Regions from separate parts of the Homo sapiens genome. Here all the other regions are linked to region 1. The links are chromatin loops, found by intact Hi-C in ENCODE. Cell type or tissue: heart right ventricle. All regions are shown on one strand. Links, peaks and the distances in the headings refer to the core of each region. The heading gives the core; the rest is flanking DNA.

What was found. Hi-C counts contacts between places; a loop is a spot of excess contacts. Peaks named below come from ENCODE experiments on the same cell type or tissue, not always from the same donor. Only the 100,000 strongest peaks of a DNase experiment are listed, where the experiment ranks them.
Region 2: a loop joins it to region 1, with 9 times the contacts of the local background. A loop is called at or near these places in 78 of 110 quality-filtered maps.
Region 3: a loop joins it to region 1, with 4 times the contacts of the local background. A loop is called at or near these places in 19 of 110 quality-filtered maps.

The regions. Positions count from the first base shown.
Region 1 is chr1:221,432,263-221,440,560 of GRCh38, reverse strand. All of the region lies in intron 3 of LOC105372932 (a long non-coding RNA gene), which reads right to left. Among named protein-coding and RNA genes, the nearest start is that of LINC02817, 100 kb to the right of the region's middle. RefSeq lists an enhancer at 1-857. In heart right ventricle, for the core only: CTCF peaks have their summits at 4,750 and 4,954 (motif pointing right); no DNase peak of the experiment used is centred there; H3K27ac peaks cover 363 bases.
Region 2 is chr1:221,260,376-221,268,673 of GRCh38, reverse strand. No RefSeq gene overlaps it. Among named protein-coding and RNA genes, the nearest start is that of LINC02817, 72 kb to the left of the region's middle. In heart right ventricle, for the core only: a CTCF peak has its summit at 4,725 (motif pointing left); DNase peaks (open chromatin) are centred at 4,051 and 4,717; H3K4me3 peaks cover 528 bases; H3K27ac peaks cover 1,806 bases.
Region 3 is chr1:220,904,721-220,913,018 of GRCh38, reverse strand. No RefSeq gene overlaps it. Among named protein-coding and RNA genes, the nearest start is that of HLX-AS1, 29 kb to the right of the region's middle. In heart right ventricle, for the core only: a CTCF peak has its summit at 4,112 (motif pointing left); no DNase peak of the experiment used is centred there.

The DNA of each region.
Region 1 (8,298 bases), core at 2,246-7,245:
CCCTGATACAACTCTGACTTTGAACTTGACTTCTGCCCAGATGGGAATAAAAATAATGACTTCTTCTAAGTAAGAACCTTAATTGCCATGAATTCACACCAGACTGTGGTGGGTGACCTTTACCTCACATATGAGGAAATTAAGGTAGGGCTTGGTTTAGGAAGCTAGATTCATAACAGTCAGCATATTTATATCCAGATTAGGCAGGACTCTGGATTTAAAACACTTTCCCTTGGAAAACACCGACTCTGTCTGTTTCCATGGCACTAAAAACACCCCACTTGAATAACTGCCCAGTTACTTATCATAGCAGGATTAGTGGTCTTCTCAAGGCATCTGCATTCACATTCCTGGTATTTATTTCCTGTAGATATTGGTTTCAAAGACTGATGCCACAGGACATGAATAATCACGGTGACTCACTTTTAGGGACTTTCCCCTGGGGAGTGCCACCTACAGAGCCTCAGAATGAAGTGGGCACATATTAATTAAAATATGTTTCATCTCCAAATGACTATGACAGAAGCTATACTGATGAATATGACAACTAAATACAAAATAATACCGCAATGACTAGCAATGATTCAAATATTGTGCTCATGATGTTATCTTTCATCCATTTATTTAATAAATGGATTTATATAATGAGTGACGGGACTTCTATGTGTCAGAGTGCTGGTTAGGACAGGCCATGTTTCAATAAATTTACAACCCAGCAGGCACTGTTCCTATCAACTAATGAGATTTTTAAATTTAATATTTTTTGGTCAAAGCAAGGGAGTCTTCAAAATTACCAAAAAATATATTTGGTAAGGAAACAGTAAACAGAACCAATTATTCCTTCTTGGTTGAGTTAAGAAAACACGCTTTGTGCTTACACTTCCCATAGTGATCAGGGATTTCTCACCCCTTGAATTTCTGTAGCATAAATTGTTGACGTCTCTTCACTTCCCTGTCTCATTTCCTTGCCCAGGTGGTGAGCCCTGTGCATGAGCCTCTGCCTGACTCATCTTTGTATCTGCAATGCCTCACACATGCCTCATATCTCCCCGCCAGGCAAGCAGTGTTAGTGAAAACAGGATGTCATCAGTTCAGTAAAGAAGAGATTGACAACAAACTGTGAATAGAAAAGTCAAATAGGAATGCATTGGCCTTTAAAAAAATTATTTTCCAAATTATCCTATAGTAAAGTTGACTTTTTTCTTTGATGTACAGCTCTATGGATTTCCACATATGTATAGATTTGTGTAACCACCACAAAGAGGATACGAAACAGTGCCATAACCCCCCAAAGCTTCCCCATGCTGTCCCTTTATATTCACCCCTCCCTCCACCATAATCCCTGGCAATCACTAATCTCTTCTCCACCATTGTGCTTTTGTCTTTTGAAACTGGCATCTCTTACTCAGCACAGAGTTATCTAAGTTGTTCTTTTTTATGACTGAATAGTGTTCCATCATATGTGGTATCACAGTTTATTTACCCTTTCACTCATTGAGGGACATTCAAGTTATTTTCAGTTTGAAGCTACTGTGTAAAAAAAAAAAAAAAAAAAAAAAAAAAGCTACTCTGAAGTTTTGTTTATCAGTTTCATGTGAACATACATTTTCATTTTCCTGGGGTAAATACTCAGGATCGGCCTTGTGGAGTTATAGCGTAGATGTATGTTTCACTTTATAAGGAAACTGCCAAGCTATTATCCAGAGTTGCTGTAGCATTTTCCAATTCCAGCCATCATGTATGTGAATTCTACTTACTCAGCATCCTTGTCAACACTCTGTGTTGTCAGTATTTATTTTGGACATTCTTTTTTTTTGACGGAGTCTCTCTGTTGCCCAGGCTGGAGTGCAGTGGTGCGATCTTGGCTCACTGCAACCTCTGCCTCCCGCGTTCAAGCAATTCTCCTGCCTTAGCCTCCAGAGTAGCTGGGATTACAGGCGTGCGCCACCACGCCCAGCTATTTTTTTTTCTTTTTCTATTTTTAGTAGAGATAGGGTTTCACCTTCTTGGCCAGGCTGGTTTTGAACTCCTGACATCAGCTGATCCACCTGCCTCGGCCTCCCAAAGTGCTGGGATTACAGGTGTGAGCCACCACGCCTGCCCTTATTTTGGACATTCTGATAGGTGTGTGGTTGTAGCTCACTGTTGTTTAAATTCACATTACCTTAATGGCTTGTGGTATTAAACATCTTTTCTCGTACTTTATACAGCAGTCCCCTCTTATCCAAGGTTTTTCTTTTTGCAGTTTCAGTTACCAGCAGTCAACTGTGTCCTGAAAATATTAAATAGAAAATTCCAGAAACAAACAATTCGTAAGTTTTAAACTGCACACTGTTCTGAGCAGTGTGATGAAATCTTGCGCAGCCCTGCTCCGTGGGACATGAATCCCCTCTGTCCAGTGTATTCATGCTGTATAGGCTACTTGCCTGTTAGTCACTGAGTAGGCATCTCACTTATCAGATTACTGTCACCACATCCATCGCATAGTCATTTTATCATCTCACATCATCACAAGAAGAAGAGTGAGTGCAGTATGAGATGAGGGAGAGACCACATTCACATAACTTTTATTATAGTAAATTATTATAATTGTTTTATTATGAGTAGTTATTTAGGGTTCAGTACGATCCACAGTTTCAAGCATCCACTGGGGGTCTTGAAATGTATCCCCTGTGGTTAAGGAGGCGATGGTGGGGGAGTCTCCTGTGTCTTCTTTGGTGAAGCATCTGTTCAATCTCTTTGTTCATTTTTAATTGGGTTATTTGATTTCTTATTGTTGAGTTTTGAGAGTTTGTTATGTAATCTGGATATAAAGTTCTCTGTTAGATAGGAGATTTGAAAATATTTTCTTTTAGTCTGTGGCTTGTCTTTTTATTCTCTTGGAAGTGATTTAGCAGAGCAAAAGTTTTTGATTTTGATAAAATTTCATTTTTTCTTTTTTGTATCATGCTTTTGCATCATTTAAAATTCCTTTCCTAATCCCAGATAATGAAGATATTTTTCTATGTTTTCTTCTAAAAGTTTTACAGTTTTATGATGAATACATTGCCTTTTGATGAACAAAGAAAATGGGCTACTTGATAATAGATTTCCTTCTTGGTGGTGTAGTTTGCCCTATTGATTTTGGAGAGTTGTAGGAGCCTTCTGGACAGGGCTGCATGCCTGGGAATGTCTCTTGCATCACACACAGGCAGAACCGCAGTCTGCTATCCACCATCAAATATTCAAAAATAGTCTGATAAGCAAGTGTTTTTTCATGTGTGCTAGAATCATATGATGATAATGCCTGATCTGAACCAATGCGAGACTACTTTTGTTTATTTTATCCCTACTGATGTGACCACCACACATTCAGTAATAGAACTCTTCATGTGTTGAATTAGGGGTCCTACTCCAGTCCCTGATCAGAGTATTCCACAATATTCAATGTATAGACTGTGTTACATATCTACCGTCTGAAAATTCTGAATTCTGAATAGTGGATTTGTTCACAAGGGTTTCAGAAAGAGGATTGTGCATCTGACATTTAAATGGTTCTTGTGATATGATAGTTCTCATAGTCGCAACGAGGAAGTCTTCTTCCAGTGTCCCCAAACCTGGCCAGAAGTTCACATTAATTTGACTGAGGATGGAAAGAGGGGTCACTATATTTACTACATTATTCAATCCAAATTAATATGTTTCTCTCATGACAAAGGAGGTTTCTTGATATCTTTTCCCATTCTTCTTTCTGGTGATAAAACTACTGACCAGTCAGCCTCTAAATATTGGAGAAGGCCTTGACTTTCACATGATGATGTATGTATATGAGTACACACATCGGTTAGAAACAGGATGGGAGGCCAGGGTTAGACCCAAGCAAGGACACCCCAGCCCTCTGCTTGCCAGGACTGGGATGCTGTGTGTCCATCTGGGCCAACTGGAAACAAGAAGAAAGACAGGGCTTGTGGCATGATTTGGGGCAGCCTGTGCACAGTGGCTGGCACAGAGCAAAGGCCCAATAGAAGTTAAGCAAAGGGCATTCTGACCACGATGTCTGGTCATTTCAGGTGTGACTGTGCCTATAATTGTACCATAAGGAATTCAGCCCATGCGACTAAGCTATGCCTTTCTCTGTAGTAGCTTAATGGGAAATCAGGGCATCTCCGGCACTGTAGTGTGTCACTTCATCAGACATAGAGCCAACTCACACATTTGTCCTTCTGATGCATGTCTTTCCTCCTCCTTTACCGATGCAAGTAGAGTGAGAACCCATGCTATGATTCCACTCCCTGTCTAAAACCAAGTGTACTCTGAGAAAGTTAGAAACTATTCTGTATCTGCTTCCAGAAGCTTATCTCAAGACTTAAAAATTGAAGAGAATAAAATTAATAGCCAGGAGTAACAAAAAAATAGAGAGATTTTAGCTTGCCATTTCTTTAAGTTATGTATTTTTGTCTTGTGAGGTTCAATTTGGAGAAAAGCACTTAGACACGAGGCAGGGTCGGTTCAGGGGCAGGGCCATATTTAAAAGCTCAAAATGCTTGCTTTTGTGGTGACAAAGGAATCGACACTTCTTTTTTCTTCCCCAAAGGAAACAGAAGCTTATTATCCTGACAGAGGAAATGCAGAAATTTGTAGGTGGAGATTAACCCTTACTCCCAAACACTGAGGCTCCTGTTCAACTTCTTGCTTAAGAGATTTTAGTAACTTTTAAAAATTCTTAGCATGCTACATTGGTTGGCTCTCCAAATAATTCAGAAAACTTGTGACCTGAAGCTTTCATGGAGTTGATGTAACTGTTCTGGAAATCTCTTGACTTGAACTTGAGACTCACTCACACACAGCTGCAGTATGTCCACCATCAACAGCAATCTGTACCCAGAAAGCAGTGGGAAATGGGGAAAAAACAAGAGACAACCTCAAAGAAATCTAGGTCTTTCCTGAGCTGCAGTTCTACATATTGACCACCAGGTGTCTATCTTCACACAAGCAGTCTTGCTTGGATGATGGTGTACTACTTGACTGTGGGATTATTTTAAAAATGAAAGCAATTTTTTAGATATGGGTATATATGTAAGTATAAATGTGCAAATGTAAAGTGAAGTCTCAAAGCCAAACTTAATAATTTACAATTCCTTATCTAAGTAGGATAATCAATTGAACCTTGTGTTGATCTTCTAAAGTTGTTTGGAAAAACTAATTGGGGGAGTAAATGGCCAATAGATTTGGGGAATGGTGAAAAAAAAATTGTCCTCTTCCTAAATTTTATCATGCTTTTTTTTTAAATTTCAAGATTCTTAGCATGCAAACAGGTGTATGTTCCCAGGAACATGGTTTTTGGTAAAAACAGACGAATTGTATTCTGAGCTGGCTTCTGTACTCTGTAGTTCAATTTCATAGTTCAGTTTCTATTGTAGCTTATTTTCCAGTTTCAATTCTAGGCCCTGATACAGGTGAAAAATATCTCTACCAGGAAGTGCAAGAATAAGATTTGACTTTTTTTGTCCCATAATTGGAAGTGACATTATAGTAGAATTAGATAACTCCAGTAAGGTTTAGGATGCACAATTTATGCATTTATGTCAATCTTAGAAAAGAAGTGCTCTTTTGGTCTGTAAAGAAAGGTCACCAGATTAAACAGTTTCAGGGATATCTTTTATATCTCTCTACTTTTGTTTGTTGTTCATTTGTTTTGTTTTGCTTTAAGTTACCCAAAAAATAGTTTCCATAATTTTAGGAACCTTCTGTTTTCATTCTCTTCCTTGCCAAAACATGGAGGTCCCTGAGAGCCCTAGAGGCCCTTTATATCTTTAAATAAATTATATATAGAAGAGACTTAAAAAAATTACCTAGTACAGAAGTACTTTAAGAGAAAGAACTGTACCATCCTATGCAACTATTTTAGTGAGGCCTGAGGAGGAAGAAAACATAAATATATTACATCAAAGCACTGCGTGGAGACTGAAGACTTTCCTTTTGGTTGTTATTTTTAAGTTTTATTTGGTTTCATTTATTGTTTTGATACCTTTGAAACATTAAAATAAGTTTCTCCGGTGACTATATCTATCAAGCTCTTTATTGGGTGGTGCTCTCACCAATGTTGGCTTCTCATTTCTGTTCCCTCAAATATTTATAGACAATGCTTACTAAAGCTCAGTTTGTTCCCAAATTTTGTGTTTTTTGTTTTTTCTTTTCTTTTTTCTTTTTTTTTTTTTTTTTTTTTTGAGACAGAGTCTTGCTCTGTCGCCCAGGCTGGAGTGCAGTGGCGCGATCTTGGCTCACTGCAAGCTCCACCTCCCGGGTTCACGCCATCCTCCTGCCTCAGCCTCCCGAGTAGCTGGGACTACAGGCGTCCGCCACCATGCCCAGCTAATTTTTGTATTTTTAGTAGAGACGGGGTTTCACCATGTTAGCCAGGATAGGATGGTCTCGATCTCTGACCTCGTGATTTGCCCGCCTTGGCCTCCCAAAGTGCTGGGATTACAGGCGTGAGCCACCACGCCTGGCAATTTTGTGTTTTTAACACTATTTTTTACAATACGTTCATTTGTTCATTAATTTGATCAAACTTTTTATTACTCACTGTGAACTTCATGCTGTGAATAGAATAAAAATGATTAGGAACCAGTCTCCTCTCTCAAAAAGCTATTAAGCCAGTGAAAAGAATTTTGTGAGCCATCTCCTAAATACACTTCTGGATCCTATTGAATAACGTGGAAATATGTTACGCTGCAGGCATTTGTGAAATAAAACAAATTTCTGTTTTATGTCATGTAATGTGCTTTCAATATAAAATTGTTATGTTTAGAGAGCATCGTCACTACAATACATGAAATAATAAGTCATGTTTTTGCAATGGAGGTGAAACATAGTGATCTACATGTTTACATAAAATTACCATGCAAATTATATCTCCAATATTATTTATTAAACTAATGGATGTGAGCAGAGAGGTAAGGACTGATATCAATGTATCTATTATATGAAGAGGAAAATAAAAATTCACTTTGCAAAATTATTTTCACTTGGCTTTAGTTGTCTGGATATAATTATTTTACTTTTATTATTATATTTAAGTCATTGCATCTGTTTCCAAAATGTTCTGTAATGGAAGTATTAACAGGAAGCAAGTTCTGCAACTGAAACCGCTTTCTCTCCTACCATAGCATCTATGGTGATGAATGAACATAGGAAAAGAAATAAAAGCAGTAGAAATCTGGAAGGAAAACTTCTAAATGCTTAGGTTAACTGTGGCTAGAATGAAATGGAGAGGAACCACCTCTCTGTTTCCTTTGAAAACTATTCTTAAAAATCCCAGAGTGCATGTTATAACAATTGCCAAAAGGCTAAATGAATGGGTTTTTCATTAGGCAAGATAAAATGGTGGAGAAAAATTTGTTTTTTTTTTTAAGGATGTCAATACTGGTCTAGTTACTATGCTTTGAAAAGAAATCCAACAGGTTCATATTGCTTCATAAAACTGTGAAAATAACAAGCCTGCTTAAGTGGAAAGGGCCCCTTTAAAGTCTGAAAGATAACTTCAAGGTCAAGGAAGTTCTTTGTATTCTTTCATTTATTTGCTGAGCTCTGACTAGTTTGCTGACTATAAACCTTTACATTCATCTTGCTATTTTCCACTTAAGGTGGTCATTTGTTTATTAATTCACTAAATATTTATTGAATGTCAGCCAGCATTCAATAATGGGCATGTAAATTAACAGATATGGGTCTTACCATCAAGGGGCTCCTTATCTAATGTGATAGCAAATGGGTCCCTCAACTCATTAAAAATATCGAATTATTGAATTATAATAATGTGAACACAATTTCAGCAGTTCAGAGGGTTGATCCTGACAATCACCCATAAGTGGATATTTAAGCTTGTCCATAGTGTTTAACTAGTTTTTTGATAGCCATGAGGTGGTAGAAGGCATTTTAGGAAAAAATAAAGAATACCATGAAAAATCATACAGCATGTAATTATATGCTTGCAGACAAAGCGTAGAATAATGTAGCTGGAGCATATGTGCATGGAACAAAAGTAGCAAGAGATGAGGACAGAAATAGTAAATTAAAACTAGGTTACGATAATTCTTGATAGCATTACAAGGAGCAAAGAACTCATTATGTAATAACTACATTTACAGAATACAGTTAAAAAGAAAAAAATCCTACATCACAACTTTATCACTGAGGACTCTTCAAATTCTAAGTAACTGAGCACCTAGGCCAAATAGCTTAAACAAAAAGAGAACTAATTGGTTTGCATAAATGCATGTGTAGACTTCAGGCATAGCTTAATTCAATGACCAAATG
Region 2 (8,298 bases), core at 2,205-7,204, 170 kb after region 1:
CCCCTTATTTTTGGAGTGGGACAGTATCCTGAGTAAAATCTCACAGCTAGCTGGTGGCAGAGAACATTGTTTTTTTTCTCAATTAGATTGTAAATTATTGAGGAAAGAACAGATGTTCCATTTTTTAAAAAACTATTCTGTAGCTAGCACTGCATCTTAACCACTGTCGATGACTCACAAAGTCCTACTGAATGAGTGGAGACCTAACTATGATTTGCTCCACTCCAGAAAGCTGCCAAATGCAACTGAAACTGGAAATGTTGGCCCTTCAGGAGCAGAGGGAGTATCTCTAACTCATAACATCATAAGACTTGCCAACACTTCTTATATTCTGGATACTGTTTTAAGTGTTTTATATATGCTAATGCATTGAATTCTTACAACAACCTACGTGGTGGGCATTTTTATCATCCTCATTGTGATTAACATCATAAACCTTGTTTTACTAATGATGATGGAGGAAAAATGGTTTAAGTGATTTGTTCGAGACCACATAGCAGGTGATATAGTTTGAATATTTTCCCCGCCCAAATGTCATGTTGAAATGTAATCTCCAGTGTTGGAAATGGGGCCTGGTGGGAGGTGTTTGGGTCATGAGGGTGGATCCCTCGTGGCTTGGTGCTGTCCTTACGGTACTGAGTTTTTGTAAGATCTGGTTGTTGTAAAGCATGGAAACTCCTCCCCACCCTCAACCCTCTCTTGCTCCTGCTTTCGCCATGTGCAGTGCCTGCTCCCACTTTGCCTTCCACCATGAGTAAAAGCTTCCTGAGGCCTCCCTAGAAGCTGATGCCAGCACTGTTTCCTGTATAGCCTGAAGAACCGTGAGCCAATTAAACTTCTTTTCTTATAAATTACCCAGTCTCAGGTATTTCTTTATAGCAATACAAGAATGGGCTAATACAGCAGGGAAGTGGCAGAACCAGAATTTAAGCATAGGTCGTCTTGCGCTGAGGGATGGAGCTCTTATACACCATATACCATTGCCTCTCAATGTGGTATGTGTGAGAATGGCAATATTCTCATTGAATGTTGTTACAATAGTAACAACAAAATCTCTGAGTGTTGGAAAGGAACCTAGTCCTGATGAAATGCAGGTTATTACTCAAAATTATGGTTTCTTCCATCAAATTTCTCTGCTGGAGGCTGACACCTGTTGTTGAGTTTGTATGTGTGTTGGTTTGCTTTTCAAGTTTTGCTATGGTGCCCAGTACATGCAGGATTCTAACTATATTCAGCGTTACTGGGAGGAGACAGGGCAGTGAGGGATGCCAACAGACTGCAAGATTAGAAATGTACACAATGCCAGTATTTTTGACATATCATCTTGTTCCAAGGGATAATTTTAAAAACAAAAATTTTAATGTATATCTTATATATGTATATATATCATGTATGCATATTTTAATATATAGCTTATACATGTATCTTATATTCATACAAATAATCAGTGACTACTAGATGCTGAGTGTTTGCACATTTAATCTTATTTATTCCTCACTTACTAATAACTATCACTAAGTACCACAGCAAGGATTCAGAGTAAAGATTGCCTGACTCCAGTCTCTGTTAGTCCCCAATTGCCGGGAGACATGGTCTCTGTGAGTTGGTTAATAGTCAGTTCCTCTACCTACTCAATCTCGGGGAGTCCAAGTTTTCTCCTATGTAACATATATAAAGGCTACACAGTTACATTGTTATGAGGATTACATAAGATAAGATGAGAAAACATACAGCCAATAGGTGCTACTTTAAAAAAAAAATTTAGTCTCCTTCCTTAAAAATAAGACACTTGAAATTCTCAAGGATCTTACTTTGCCCCCAGTGTCTCCCTCCGTCCGCTTACACTGCTTCTATCCAGAAAAAAATAAATAAATAAGAGGAAGGCCTTGATGATGTTTACAACTTCTGAAAACCCCCTACCTCAATCCCTTCCTCCGATATTATTTCAAAGGCACAAAATCTGGGCTTTTACAAAAGTAAGCCTCAACGACGTAGTTCAAGCAGATGGTCCATGACCCCATCTTATCCAAATGTCAAGCCTTTTCCAAAATCAGCAGATCATGACTCATTGGTGGATCACAAAATTCATTTATTGGTTTGCAATAAGCATTTTTTTAAAACAAAATGAAATAAAAATAAAACAAAATAGATTTGGAGATATCAGAGTTTATCACACACTGGTAAGTAAGAGAAGTTTCATTTTGGGTAACTTTTATTTCAGTTGTGTTTAGTCTCTGTGCACTATGTTCCAATGTGTTTCTTATTTTTATGCATTGATGGATTTCTTGGAGATGGGTGTCAGAATTAAGGAACTCGTAAGGAACTAACTTCTTTTGTAACCTAGGCCAATATAAATTGATACCCTGATATTAATTTTGTTCAGGGGTTGCCTAAATCTTTTTAGCAGTACTGATCCACCTGTGACAGAGTTTAGGATCTAAAATTAATTTATCAAAAGAGCGAAATCCAAAAGTCCAAGGGGAATGGTGTCTGACTTCTCCATTAGTGATTTCTTGTATAGTTCCTGTCTACAGCACCTATCACTTCATCCTCGGTATTCTTCAGTAAATTTAAGAGGGCTTTACAACTTGATGGACGTTACAAGAGTGTTAGGAGAACCCAACACAGGTGTTTTTTTAAGTGGTGCTTTGAAACCCACGACTCCTAAGTTTCACAAGGATAAGGTCCATGATTTTCTCAGTTATCCCATATTCCCAACCCCCTTAGTCACTCTGCATTCCCAAAGCCCAGTACAGTGCCTGGTACATTACAAGAGCTAATTAATATTTGCTGAATGAATTAACAGTAAGTGTAGCTCCAGATGCCAAAGCAAAATGAGGATTTCCCTCTGTATTCTACTGGTTTTTATTCAGTATAAGAGTGAAAAACTCAGCTAACTTTTTCTCTGCCAGAAATATCCCTAACAGTACAAGAACAAATTCAATGACACCACAAGGAAACAATCAGTCAAATGTACAGTATGAAATATTTCTATAGACAAAAATCTTGGTATAACCAACAGATCTATGGCATAAAACTAGAGAAGGAGAAGGAAGAGGAGGAGGAGGAGGAAGAGGAGAAGAAGGAGGAGGACCTGTTGCAAAACAAAAGAGACTTAAGGAAAAAACAACTAATGCAATGAGTGGGTCTTGTTTGGATTCTGAACTAGTAAAAAAAATATTGAGGTAATCAGGAAAAAAATTAAAATGGACTAGGTATTAGATGACTAAGGAATTACCATTAATTATGTTAAGTGTGATATTGGCATGGTGATTATGCTAAAAATAGAAAGCTCTTATCAGCTAGCAAAGCATGCCAAACTGTTTACAGAGAAAAAGACACATCTGTCATTTGTTTTTAAATCTCCAAGCAAAAAAGACAGGCATGTGTGAGAAGAGGATTTGATAAAATAAGATTGGCCAAATGTTGATTAATGTGAAAGTTAAAGGACAGGTACCTTGAGGTTCATTACAGTATTTTCTCAAGTTGTATACATATTTGGAAATTTCCATACTAAAAAGTTATATAGAGTTAGACCTAGCGGGTTACAAACGACAACGTAAAACTTCAAGACTATGATTTCATGCTGTCTTGTGTAATCATATTCCAGGAGGACCCAAGACAGCATTTACTGGGCTTTGTATGCCGACTTTGAACAGTTTCCAAATGTGGTAATCTGATGTAACTTGCTCATTATTTTTTAAAAATAAAAGATCATACGTGCTGTTAGAAGCATCAAAACTTCATTCTATTCATCTGGAGCAAAATGTTCCTCCCAATACAGCTTTTCCTTGAAAGAGGAGGAGGGCAGAGAGAGCCTGGGGTGAGAGGTCGGAGAGGAGAAACGACCATTGAGTTTTCTACTTTCCGCAGAATGGCAAGATCCTTGGGGAGACAGTAAATTGAAATTAAGGCTGTTTCAGGCAGCCTACAGGATGTGCCTGCAAATGTTAGACATATCGAAATGGTGAAAAAGTCTGTGTGTGCCCATTCATATGAAGTGAATGCCTTGTAATGTGCTCCAGCCCCTGGGAATGGTGGCTGGATTGAGAAACGGAGGCCGGAAGAATGGGATGGATTTGACATAAGTACTTTTAAGTGCTCTGAAGGCTGGGCTCCTCCCTGTGGTTTAACAGCAAAGTCCACTGGGAGCTACAAGGAAAGAGCTGAGTGAATCCCTACAGCTTTTCGTTTTAAGGATAACAAACCTTAAAACAGGTGTGAGCTCAGAAAGATCCTTTTTCTTCTTGTTTTTAGAGTCTTCTGTAACCAGCCAGCTCTCTGTGTATTATTATCATTCCACAGAATGAGGTCTGGGGTAGGGGAAGGGAGGAGAGGAAAGAGAAGCTGAATAAACAAAAATTGCTCCGAGTGACTAATATTCATTAAGTCCACTGGTTATGCGCTATGAAATTTATTAAACTGTGGTTTCCAAGAGAATGTATTAGCGCAGCTAATGAACACAAATAAAAAAGAGGCCTCCAGGAAATGGTTTCCTGGACCTAGATGAGACTGGTGAGTAATGTGACAAGACATTAAAATGTTAAAAGCTTCTATTTTAGTCTAGAAGGCTGATTATTGGAAGGGGTTGCCTTCAGTGGGGGAGGGGAGGTAGGAGAGAGAATGAGAGTCTAACTTGTGTGAAGGAGCTTAAAGCTTTGCATTTGTATTCACCAGGCAAGGAGGCTCTGTGCTGAAGGCCTCTGAACTTCAGTGCTGCCATCTGGTGGAGAATGAGCTTGAGATACTGTAGAAAACGATGGCAGCCGCCATCTTTAAGATGTCAGGAATTGAAACACAGGACACAGAAATACTTCACTGTTTCCTGAGTGGCACCAGTGGAATCCTTTGTAACTGTGGTATCAGAAGCAAAGAAAAACACTTGCACAGTCCCTAGCTATGCAGAAATATGGCTTAAATACTGTATAAAGAAAACACAGCTATCTCATTCTGCTATTCCATTCCATCAGGATTTTAGCAATTAATTTTCATGAATTCCCACCTGCAGTCTTAGGCTGAAGTGTTAGCACTCTTAAAGACATTTGTTTCATAGCTCCCTCCAAGATGGCCAAATAGGAACAGCTCCAGTCTACAGTTCCCAGCGTGAGAGACACAGAAGACAGGTGATTTCTGCATTTCCAACTGAGGTACAAGGTTCATCTCACTGGGACTTGTTGGACAGTGGGTGCAGCCCACAGAGTGTGAGCTGAAGCAGGACAGGGCATCGCCTTACCCAGGAAGCGCAAGGGGTCGGGGAATTCCCTTTCCTAGCCAAGGGAAGCCGTGACAGACAGTACCTGGAAAATCGAGACACTCCCACCCTAATACTGCACTTTTCCAACGGTCTTAGCAAACGGCACACCAGGAGATTATATCCTGCACATGGCTCAGCAGGTCCCATGCCCACGGAGCCTTGCTCACTGCTAGCACAGCAGTCCAAGATCGAACTGCAAGGCAGCAGCAAGGCTGGGTGAGGGGTGTCTGCCACTGCTGAGGCTTGAGTAAGTAAACAAAGCAGCCAGGAAGCTCGAACTGGGTGGAGCCCACCACAGTTCAACAAGGCCTGCCTGCCTCTGTAAACTCCACCTCTGGGGGCAGGGTATAGCTGAACAAATGGCAGCAGAAACTTCTGCAGACTTAAACGTCCCTGTCTGACAACTTTGAAGAGAGTAGTGGTTCTCCCAGCATGGAGTTTGAGGTCTGAGAACGGACAGACTGCCTCCGCAAGTGGGTCCCTGACCCCCGAGTAGCCTAATTGGGAGACACCTCCCAGTAGGGGGTGACTGACATCTCATACAGCCGGGTGCCCGGGCTTCCAGGGGAAGGATCAGGTAGCAACATTTGCTGTTCTGCAGCCTCCGCTGGTGACACCCAGGCAAACAGGGTCTACAGTGGACCTCCAGCAAACTCCAACAGACCTGCAGCTGAGGGTCCTGACTGTTAGAAGGAAAACTAACAAACAGAAAGAATAGCATCAACATCAACAAAAAGGATATCCACACCAAAACCCCATCAGTAGGTCACCATCATCAAAGACCAAAGGTAGATAAAACCACAAAGACGGGGAGAAACCAGAGCAGAAAAGCTGAAAATTCTAAAAACCAGAGCACCTCTTCTCCTCCAAAGGAACGCAGTTCCTCGCCAGCAACAGAACAAAGCTGGATGGAGAATGACGTTGACAAGTTGACAGAAGTAGGCTTCAGAAGATCGGTAATAACAAACTTCTCCGAGCTAAAGGAGGATGTTGAAACCCATTGCAAATAAGCTAAAAACCTTGAAAAAAAGATTAGACGAATGGCTAACTAGAATAAACAGTGTAGAGAAGACCTTAAATGACCTGATGGAGCTGAGAACCATGGCACAAGAACTACGTGACGAATGCACAAACTTCAGTAGCTGATTTGATCAAGTGGAAGAAAGGGTATCAGTGATTGAAGATCAAATGAATGAAAAGAGGCGAGAAGAGAAGTTTAGGGAAAAAAGAGTAAAAAGAAATGAACAAAGCCCCAAGAAATATGGGACTATGTGAAAAGACTAAATCTACGTCTGATTTGTGTACCTGAAAGTGATGGGGAGAATGGAACCAAGTTGGAAAACACTCTGCAGGATATTATCCAGGAGAACTTCCCCAACCTAGCAAAGCAGGCTAACATTCAAATTCAGGAAATACAGAGAATGCCACAAAGATACTCCTCTAGAAGAGCAATCCAAAGACACATAATCGTCAGATTCACCAAGGTTGAAATGTAGGAAAAAATGTTAAGGGCAGCCAGAGAGAAAGTCGGGTTACCCACAAAGGGAAGCCCATCAGACTAACAGCGGATCTCTCACCAGAAATTCTACAAGCCAGAAGAGAGTGGGGGCCAATATTCAACATTCTTAAAGAAAATAATTTTCAGCCCAGAATTTCATATCCAGTCAAACTAAGCTTCATAAGTGAAGAAGAAATAAAATCCTTTACAGACAAGCAAATGCTGAGAGATTTTGTCACCACCAGGCCTGCCTTACAAGAGCTCCTGAAGGAAGCACTAAACATGGAAAGGAACAACCGGTACCAGCCACTGCAAAAACATGCCAAATTGTAAAGACCATCGATGCTAGGAAGAAACTGCATCAACTAACAAGCAAAATAACCAGCTAACATCATCATGACAGGATCAAATTCACACATAACAATATTAACCTTAAATGTAAAGGAGCTAAATGCCCCAATTAAAAGACACAGAATGGCAAATTGGATAAAGAGTCAAGACCCATCAGTGTGCTGTATTCAGGAGACCCATCTCATGTGCAGAGACACACATAGGCTCAAAATAAAGGGATGGAAGAAGATCTACCAAGCAAATGGAAAACAAAAAAAAGCAGGGGTTTTAATCCTACTCTCTGATAAAACAGACTTTAAACCAACAAAGATCAAAAGAGACAAAGAAGGCCATTGCATAATGGTAAAGGGATCAATTCAACAAGAAGAGCTAACTATCCTAAATATACATGCATCCAATACAGGAGCACCTAGATTAATAAAGCAAGTCCTTAGAGACCTACAAAGATGCTTAGACTCCCACACAATAATAATGGGAGACTTTAACACCCCACTGTCCACATTAGACAGTCCAACAAGATAGAAAGTTAACAGGGATATCCAGGACTTAAACTCAGCTCTGCACCAAGTGGACCTAATACACTTCTACAAACTCTCCACCCCAAATCAACAGAATATACATTGTTCTCAGCACCACATCGCACTTATTCCGAAATTGACCACATGGTTGGAAGTAAAGCACTCCTCAGCAAATGTAAAATAACAGAAACTATAACAAACTGTCTCTCAGACCACAGTGCAATCAAATTAGAACTCAGGATTAAGAAACTCACTCAAACTGCAGAATTCAGGATTAAGAAACTCACTCAAAACTGCACAATTACATGGAAACTGAACAACCTGCTCCTGAATGACTAATGGGTACATAATGAAATGAAGGAAGAAATAAAGATGTTCTTTGAAACCAACAAGAGCAAAGACACAACATACCAGAATCTCTGGGACACATTTAAAGCAATGTGTAGAGGGAAATTTATAGCACTAAATATGCCACAAGAGAAAGCAGGAAAGATCTAAAATCGACACCCTAACATCACAATTAGAAGAACTAGAGAAGCAAGAGAAAACACATTCAAAAGCTAGCAGAAGGCAAGAAATAACTAAGATCAGAGCAGAACTGAAGGAGATAGAGACACAAAAAACCCTTCAAAAAATCAATGAATCCAGGAGCTGGTTTTTTGAAAAGATCAACAAAA
Region 3 (8,298 bases), core at 2,205-7,204, 530 kb after region 1:
ACCTATTAATAAATATTTATATAATGTCAGCTTCGGAAGAACTTTGTATAGCAGAAATCATAAAGAAAAAAATTGAAATATTGACTACATAAAAAGTTACATTTTCTGAATATTAAAAAAACATAAACAAAATTAAAGGAGAAATAACACTGGAAAAAGTATTTGCATATGAAGAGTTAATGTCTTAATTTATATAGGAATCTTACAAGAAATCATGAAAGAAACAACACCCCAGTCACAAATGTGCAGAAGACATTAGCTCAAAATTGATTCAAATAAAATAAAAATACCAACGATTAATACACATATGAAAATATAGAACCTCACTGGTAACAAAAGACATTCAAATTAAAATGAGATCTCCTTCACCACTTTTGCCTATCATATTGGGAAAGATTTCTTTTCATTATTATATCAAGCATTTGGGAGAGGTTGGAAACATGTGCAATTCATAAGCTCCTGCTAGAACCAGAAAACAGAAAATAAAAATTCACAGCAAACAAAATAGCAAAAAGAAAAGAAAACCATAATATTATCGGGCCATAATATTATTTTACAGAATGTACCCTAAGGTAATATTTTTAAGATGAATACAAAGATTTATCTATAAATATACTTATTGCAGCATTAAGAAGTTTAAAAGTTTGATAAACTTTTAAATGTTTGTTAAATGATTGTATAGCTGTTCAGTGTTGCTACACAGCAAATATTGCTACAGGGAAATGCTCCCCACCTTAGTGGTAAACGGAACAAGCAAAATAAGCAAGTCATGAAATAGCACAGGCACCTTCACATGAAAATGGAAGTTGGTAATGAGGTAATGGAAGCAGAGAATTTTTTTGGTGGGGTCTATTCTAAAGTTTCTAAAGTTTTCTGTGAATTATATGTGTTATGTTTATAAACAAAAATTGTTATTTTTGATAGATATTACAGGCAGGGAAGGGTAAGGTAGATAGGAGGGGGGACAAAAAGAGGTATGGGTATGAACATACAGTTAGATGAAAGGCATAGGATCTATTGTTTGACAGCAGGGTAGTGTGACTACAGTGAACAACAATGTATTGTATATTTCAAAATAGAACAGAGTACTTGAATTGTTCTCAACATATAGAAATGGTAAATACTCAAAGTGAGAGACACCTCAAATACTCTGACTTCATCATTACACATTCTACGTATGTAACAAAATGTCACATGTACCCCATAAATATGTAAAATATTGTATATCAATAAAAATGGTTATTTTTATGTAAGAAAAATAATCACAACCTCTCTTATTTGAATACCACTAGCCAAGAAATGTGCTGCTCCCAATAATATTTCAAGTCATAACACATTACTTCCTAGTCACTTTACAACATTGACACATACACCTAACAAAGATAGAGTGCTAATAAAAAGAAGTCGTACTGTATTAATAATAAACTTTTTTGAACAAATTCCGTTAATAAAACTGAGAAAATGTCCATCTCCACAATGGCTTACATGGACACTATTTTGTATAACCCTACAAGAGCCCTCTAAGGGGGAGAATGAGCAAACTGAGGCTCAAGGTGTCTAAGTGACTTGTCAAGGGGAGGAAATAATAACTGCCACACCTGAGGACCAATGGCTTCACTGCACACTTTGGCCTTCATGCAAGATTATAGATGAAGGAAGAATGGACCTGAGTGAGTCCCATCACCTGCATGGTTTTCAAGTACTATGGCCCCAGGAACTGAAAGCCTGAGAGCCAATTCCAGTCTCTGCATAGCCCCCAGCCCCTGGCATTGCATATGCCCCTGAAGGGGTCTCCTGGACTCTCTCTCTCTGCCTCTATTCCCCAACTATAGGAAAGCGGAGCTCAGACCTGCCCCTTCCTCTTACAGTAGGGTGGGCCAGCTGAACAGCATTCATAGAGAGCCAGAATGGGTCAGGGCTGAGCATGGTTAGACACAAAGCCTTGTGTAGGAGTCAAGTCAAGCAGGAGATCATAGCTCAGCCAGAACTGCCAAATTGGTCTCCAGTGTCTCATCACCTGAAGCCCTTCTCCTTAACATTATGCCAAGGACCAGCAAGGGAACCTGAAAATACAGCTCATGTTCAGAATCATACTCAATAAAGTTTCTTCTCTGACTGATACCTTAGTACAGAATGATCTGTACGGAATACCAGAATCTATGCAGGATATAGTTTTTTTGTGTTAGCATCCTATCTTTGTTAGGTGCATGCGTCAATTTTGTGAAGTAACTAGGAAGTAATGTGACAGGAAATATTACTGGGAGCAGAATGTTTATTGGTTGTGATATTCAAATAAGAGAAGTTGTGATTATTTTTCTTACATAAAAATAACTATTTTTTATTTTAATAATATTTACATATTAATGGGGTACATGTGACATTTTGTTACATATGTAGAATGTGTAATGATCAAGTCAGTATTTGAGGCATCCATCACTTTGAGTATCCTTCCTTTTGACAGAAAATACAGCAAATTCATAATACGGATCTATTTTTGTCCCGTCTACTCATATGACATAGAGACCCAGCCTAAGACGCAGGCCTTAATCAGACCCCCCAGGTGACTTAGAGCCATTCCACACTTTATCCACCTGGTCAGCAGTACCTCGTATCCTCTGAGGCCCAGCGCCCATGTCGCCTCCCTGAAGCCACCGTCGTCCTTTCTGCTTCTCCACAGGCCAAGCAGATTTCACTGCAGCTCTGACTAGTGTCCCTGAGGCACACAGTCACTACACAACCCCCACATGTTGTGGCATTCACTGGTGTGCTATGATCAGCTGTCTGCTCATCTCTCTTCTCCACTGTGCTCTGAGCCCCTGGAAAGCAAAAAACCACATCTAATTCCCACAGCACCTGGCACAGAGGCTGGTATATGGCCAGTGTGATGCTTCATTGAGGCAGTTAACCCCTTTGGTATGTTCAAGAATCCCTACCAAAAAAGCCAGAGGATAGGAACTCATAGTCAAATGACAGGGAAAAAATGAGAATTGCAGACATTCCTGCTGCAAGATAGAGAACATAACTGTAAAGACTGAATGAATGAATGAATGAACAAATGCATACATACATACTCTCCCTGGTCTGAGAATGACCAAAAACACAAAGAAGGTATTCACCAGAGAAGTGACACAATTTGATCATGGAAACAAAGTGCCAAAACTGGGGGAGGGGGACTTGGGTAGGATATCCAGAAAATTATCATCAGTTGTGAAACAAATTCTTTTAGAGGAAGCTTGATTATTTTGATTATTGAAGTACGACATGAACCAACCCCAGAAGAGGCAGTGCCTGGTGGTGCCATGTCTTCATATTTTTGAGTGAGTTAAGTGGTGGCCATACAACAGCCAAATAATCAACCAGATACAGAAGAGGGTTGCAATGGTGTTATTAAAACCTCCGTATTTCACAAATGGGGAGTTGAAACCCAGAGGAAAGAAGAGACATACTTCAAGGAATATACTCAGTTACTTGGGTCTAGAACCCAAGTCTCCCAGCTCTCAACTCATTGGGAGAGGGAATTCCTTCCTCAAAGTAAAGCAAATGGCAAATTAGAAATTACAGAGAATGTGGTTGCAGGGAAACATACTTTCGGGATATAAGATGCTTTAAAGGCTTTTATTTTTCTTCCTCTTCCAAGAAGGACTGTTCATGTCAGTTTTTCTGCCCACCTACAAATACTTGGATTATCACAATTCAAGAATTAGTGAAGAAGATACCAAATTATACCTGAGGTGTTGTTAGAACAGTTGCTCTGCAATGGTGATTGACTTCATTATTGTTTGTATAACCACATAGAAAAGACATACATGTATTCGTCTTAAAACCAAAGCTGGAGGGCCCAGACCTGATACCAATTCCATCTTCACCATGAAGGATGGTGAGTTTGGGGAAGTTACTTTACTTCCCCCTCAAAACCTAGTTTCCTTAACTTTAAAATGAAAACAATATCTGCCTCATATAGATTATTTCTGATGATTAAATCAAACATTGTGCAGAGGCCTGGCACATGAAAGATACTTGATTAAAAATTAGCTCACCCCTTCCATTTTCCTCCTCTGCAAATTATTCAGAATGTACAATCAGAGCATGAGGAAACTACCACCACCTGGTGTACGGGTCTCAAAACTGCATAAGCGGCAGCAAAGGTGAAAATACAACTTCCACTGAGGAAACTGCAAAATGAAACTACACAAATGACTGAATGCATCATACAAAAAATACAACAATTATTCTGGGATAGAGGCCATTGGCCACTCCAGGATGATGGGTAGAATTAACAAGGGCAACCTTCCTGGAAGAGGTACACCTTATTTTGAAATGTAAGTGGAGGAAAAAGGATGTGGACAGATTGGAAAGAATGAAGAACAATTTTCTGCACAATTGGAAAAAAAGTCGGAAGCAAAAGAGGAAGGTCCTGGTGGCAAATAATGTCAACTGGAACATTTAGCCCAGCCATGCCTGTTAAGCCTTTAGGGTCTTTAATCACAGAAGAACAAGGAGGGAGGACTGGGTGTAAGTCACTCACTAGGAGGTTGCAACAACCAGCTGGTAGTATTCAAAGCACAACATCTCTAACTTGTGGATGTCGGCCTCTTGTTCAGGGCTTGCTTTAATGGACAGGTGTTGGAGGCAGGTAAGATCATTCTAGCAAAGAGCAGTCCCTCCCTGTAGAGCTCCAGAAAGGGTGGAAATGTGTTTCTCCTCAGACATATGGGTAATGGGCAGAGCTCATTGAAGACAGCAGTCCTGTCTGACCCATCTTGGGGATCCTGACAATACCTAACTCAGAGCTCAGTACCTGGAAGAAGCTCCGTACATGGCTAAGTGGATTTTCCCAGCTGGTAGGGATCAGAGGTTGTATTATGCAGTTAAGTTTCTAACCCAGCTCTCTACTCTGCATCCTTACTCTACATTCTGGGATGTGCTATGCCCTCTCTTTCTTCCAGATCTTTAAAGATGTTTCTCTTTATGCCTGAAAAATATTCTAAAGGTCCCAATTGAGACATGGCATCTTCCAAAAAGTCTTCTCTGACTTCCTGCAGCATTCAGTAATTCTCTTACAGTCCTAGCATGTATTACCACATCGCATTATGATTTGTCGTCCTCTTACCTGTATCTAGGTTTGACTCTAAGTTCCATGAAAGCAGAAACAATGATTCTCTTGTTGGTTGCTATTTCCCAAGAACCTAGTACAGTGCCTGGCACATTAGAGGTCCATAACGATTTAAGCTGAAATTAGCAGGATGTCCTAAAAACCCTAATCTGAGTAGCCTACAAATGAAGCAACTCAGGAGGGGAGGTAGCTCCCCTAGAAGTGCCCACCTCAGCTCCCTGAAGCTTGCCTCTGACACTTCTTTGGTCCAGAGTAGTGCTGTCGTTCAGTCTAGCACCATCTTGGCAGGGCCGACTTTGGCCACAATATCTCCACCTGTCATAGGTTTATGGGGATCCAAGTTATCCCACACCTTACACCACACTCTGAGCATGCTTCCATATGTTGAACAGCCTGGGTAACTGAACTGGGTATGGTGCCTCAAACACAAGGCTGACCAAGATAAACAAGGCCATGCACAATAGTTTTCTAGGGAGAGCTCACCCTGATTCTCTAACTCCAACAAAAAGAAGAGAAAATCATGAAGGAATGAGGCATGAAGGATTAACCCTCACAGGACTCAGAGCCCAGAGCCCTAGATAGTCACATTGGGCACTTCCACATGTTCCAGGTGACATCAGGTTAAAAGAGGCATCCAGGATAGCCCTAGAGTGGGAAAGAAGTCAACTGGGCAGTTTTTGGAGGAAAGGAAAGGATTAAAGCAGGGAGAGATGAGTAACCCACAGTGGAGGGCCTGGCAGCACCAGCCAACTATTTGTACATGGCCCCAGGCATTTCTAGCATCAGCCGCCTGCCAAAGTAAATACCTCCTCCCTCACAGCAGCTTCTTCTTCCTCCTCCTATCAGCAACATAAAGAAATCTATCTCCCCAAATCTAGAGGATGCACGATGGTGCCTTCCAGAGGGGAGAGTCTATTCTGAGGTGCATGAGAGATGTCACAGGCATGTGGCAACTGCCAGTAGCAGACTTCAAAATCAACCTGGTTTCTGCAGTAATATTTTTCCCTCCTCCTTAAATTCAGCCCAGTTATTTAATAATGTGAACTCACCCATCATTTGTTTCCCCACAGGGCTTACCCCTCCCTGCAGCTAAGCATGACCTAGGTGGCCCATTTCTCCCAGAAAACCTCCCACACTGCTAGATCACTTGTATTTTGCAGGCACTGATGGTATTAGGCAGTTCTGCTACTTACTATACCCAGGCATCTATACATGGTGGTGGGACTGTTGCAATAAGTGGATTTGGCAAGAGCTGGCTGCTATAACAGAGTCTGGTCCTTTTGAGTTCTTCACTCCTATACTCCCATCCCTTATAACAATCCCTTGATTCCAGATTTTACCTTCAAAAGTGGACCATGGCCTTGGCTGGGTTCTGCCCCATAGACTTCTTATGACATAATTACTCTTGCCCTCTGACCATGAGTCTAGCCAAGCCTGACCCTCATTCTATTGATTCGCCCTGAGTCATTTGTCAACAGAGTGGCTGATTCCCCGTGTCTAGGTAAGCATGGGAGGCATTTCATCAAGACATTTGACACCTTCCTTTGAAAGGTGAATGACAGAACATATGAATACCTCTGATTAACATCTAAAGGCAGCCGGGGCCCCCCTGAAATTGCCCCTCCATGGAGTAGCTCTCAAGTAAATCCACTGTAGGGACCTCTACCATTTCAACTCATTTATCAGCAATTCCATCTGCTTCAATTTGGGGCACTCCATGTGTCTGTGGTTCTGTCATGTCTCTCTGGAGTTGCTCCCTCAACGGTTTCTGGCCTCCATGCATGGCCTAATCCAGGCTGTCATCTTTCCCTGTGATATAGCTGGGGCAGCTGTTGCTTCTTCCTCGATAGTAGAGGGGTGGTTGCCAGAAAGCCTGAGGGGCCCACCATCCAATTTCCATGCTTGGAGCTAAATATGCATGTGCATGATCTTTCCTTGAAACTGGAGGAGGGGACTCAGTCCCTCTACCTTTTACACCAAATTGATTTGATGTCTTCTTAAGGAGTGGTGAGGTCATCCCTGCTCCTATTCAACTTCAAAGGCCAACTTCTCATTAACCTAATTGCCTGACTTTGAGTAACTTGCTTAAATTACCAATTAATGGATGGCCATTTCTGTCCAAACAAAACATTTTAAAGCATTCCCACTGAAAATAAATTGCTTTCAACCATGACAAATGAGTGTCTACCTGCCCAGAATTATTATAATAACTATAGTAGGTATGCTTCTAAGCACTGAGAAATTTGTAAAAGAAAAGTACCAGTGGCAAATTTATATATATTACAAATTGTTGAATCCTTTTTCAGTGATGGAATTTTGAAAAGTTTTTCATTCAACCAAGCTACACTAAAGTATAAAGGCAATTAAATGTCAGGGCTGTAGAGCATTTGTCCTTTGGAGGGGGGGAATCCCTCAGGAAAAGAATACCGAAACTATCAGTAGCCCCTGTTGGCTATATTAAAGCTAATAAAATTACTAATGATACATTCCTCGTCAATGAGGGGTCCCTGCTGTGCTGCTTCTGTCTGCTTTAGTCACAGTGAACAAGGCAGGAAGATTGAATTATTGGCTGGATTCATTTTATTGGTTTGAGCTTTAGGGGGAGGGAGTTATATGGGAGATTCTTTTTATGTTTTGCTTTTTTGCTCTCAAGAAGCAGCTGGTTTTGTCTTTAGTTTCAAATGTCTATTTAAAAAAATCAGGGCAATCATTAGAAGGCAGGAATTTGGACATGGGCACTTCCCAAAACACCTGATGTCAATCCCAGCTGGGTTTGCCAGGAATGGCCTATCAAGTCTCAACTGGGAGAGATATGGGGGAGGAGGAGATAAAGGGCTGAATTGATGGCTGCAGGCATGGCTGACAGGTGGCCCTAGGAGAGGAAGGGAGGGGGTGCATGTTAGGAAGTGCCAGAGAGGAAGAAAAGCTGTGGACTCAGTGGACCAAAGCTTCGGGACAGAGACTGGGCCTGCAGCCCTTGGGCTCACCAGCACTACCACGGTCGGATCCCTGTCCCTTGCTGATGCAAGCTCCCTTTTAAAATTTCTATAGGGAGATGGCAGCTATGGCATGCAAGATATCACAATTCCACTTGCCTCGAGAACAGCATGGGCTTCCTGAAGAAGTGTACATTCCCAGTGTAATTTCCTGGGAATGGAAACTTCTGACAGAAAGAGGTGGTGCTG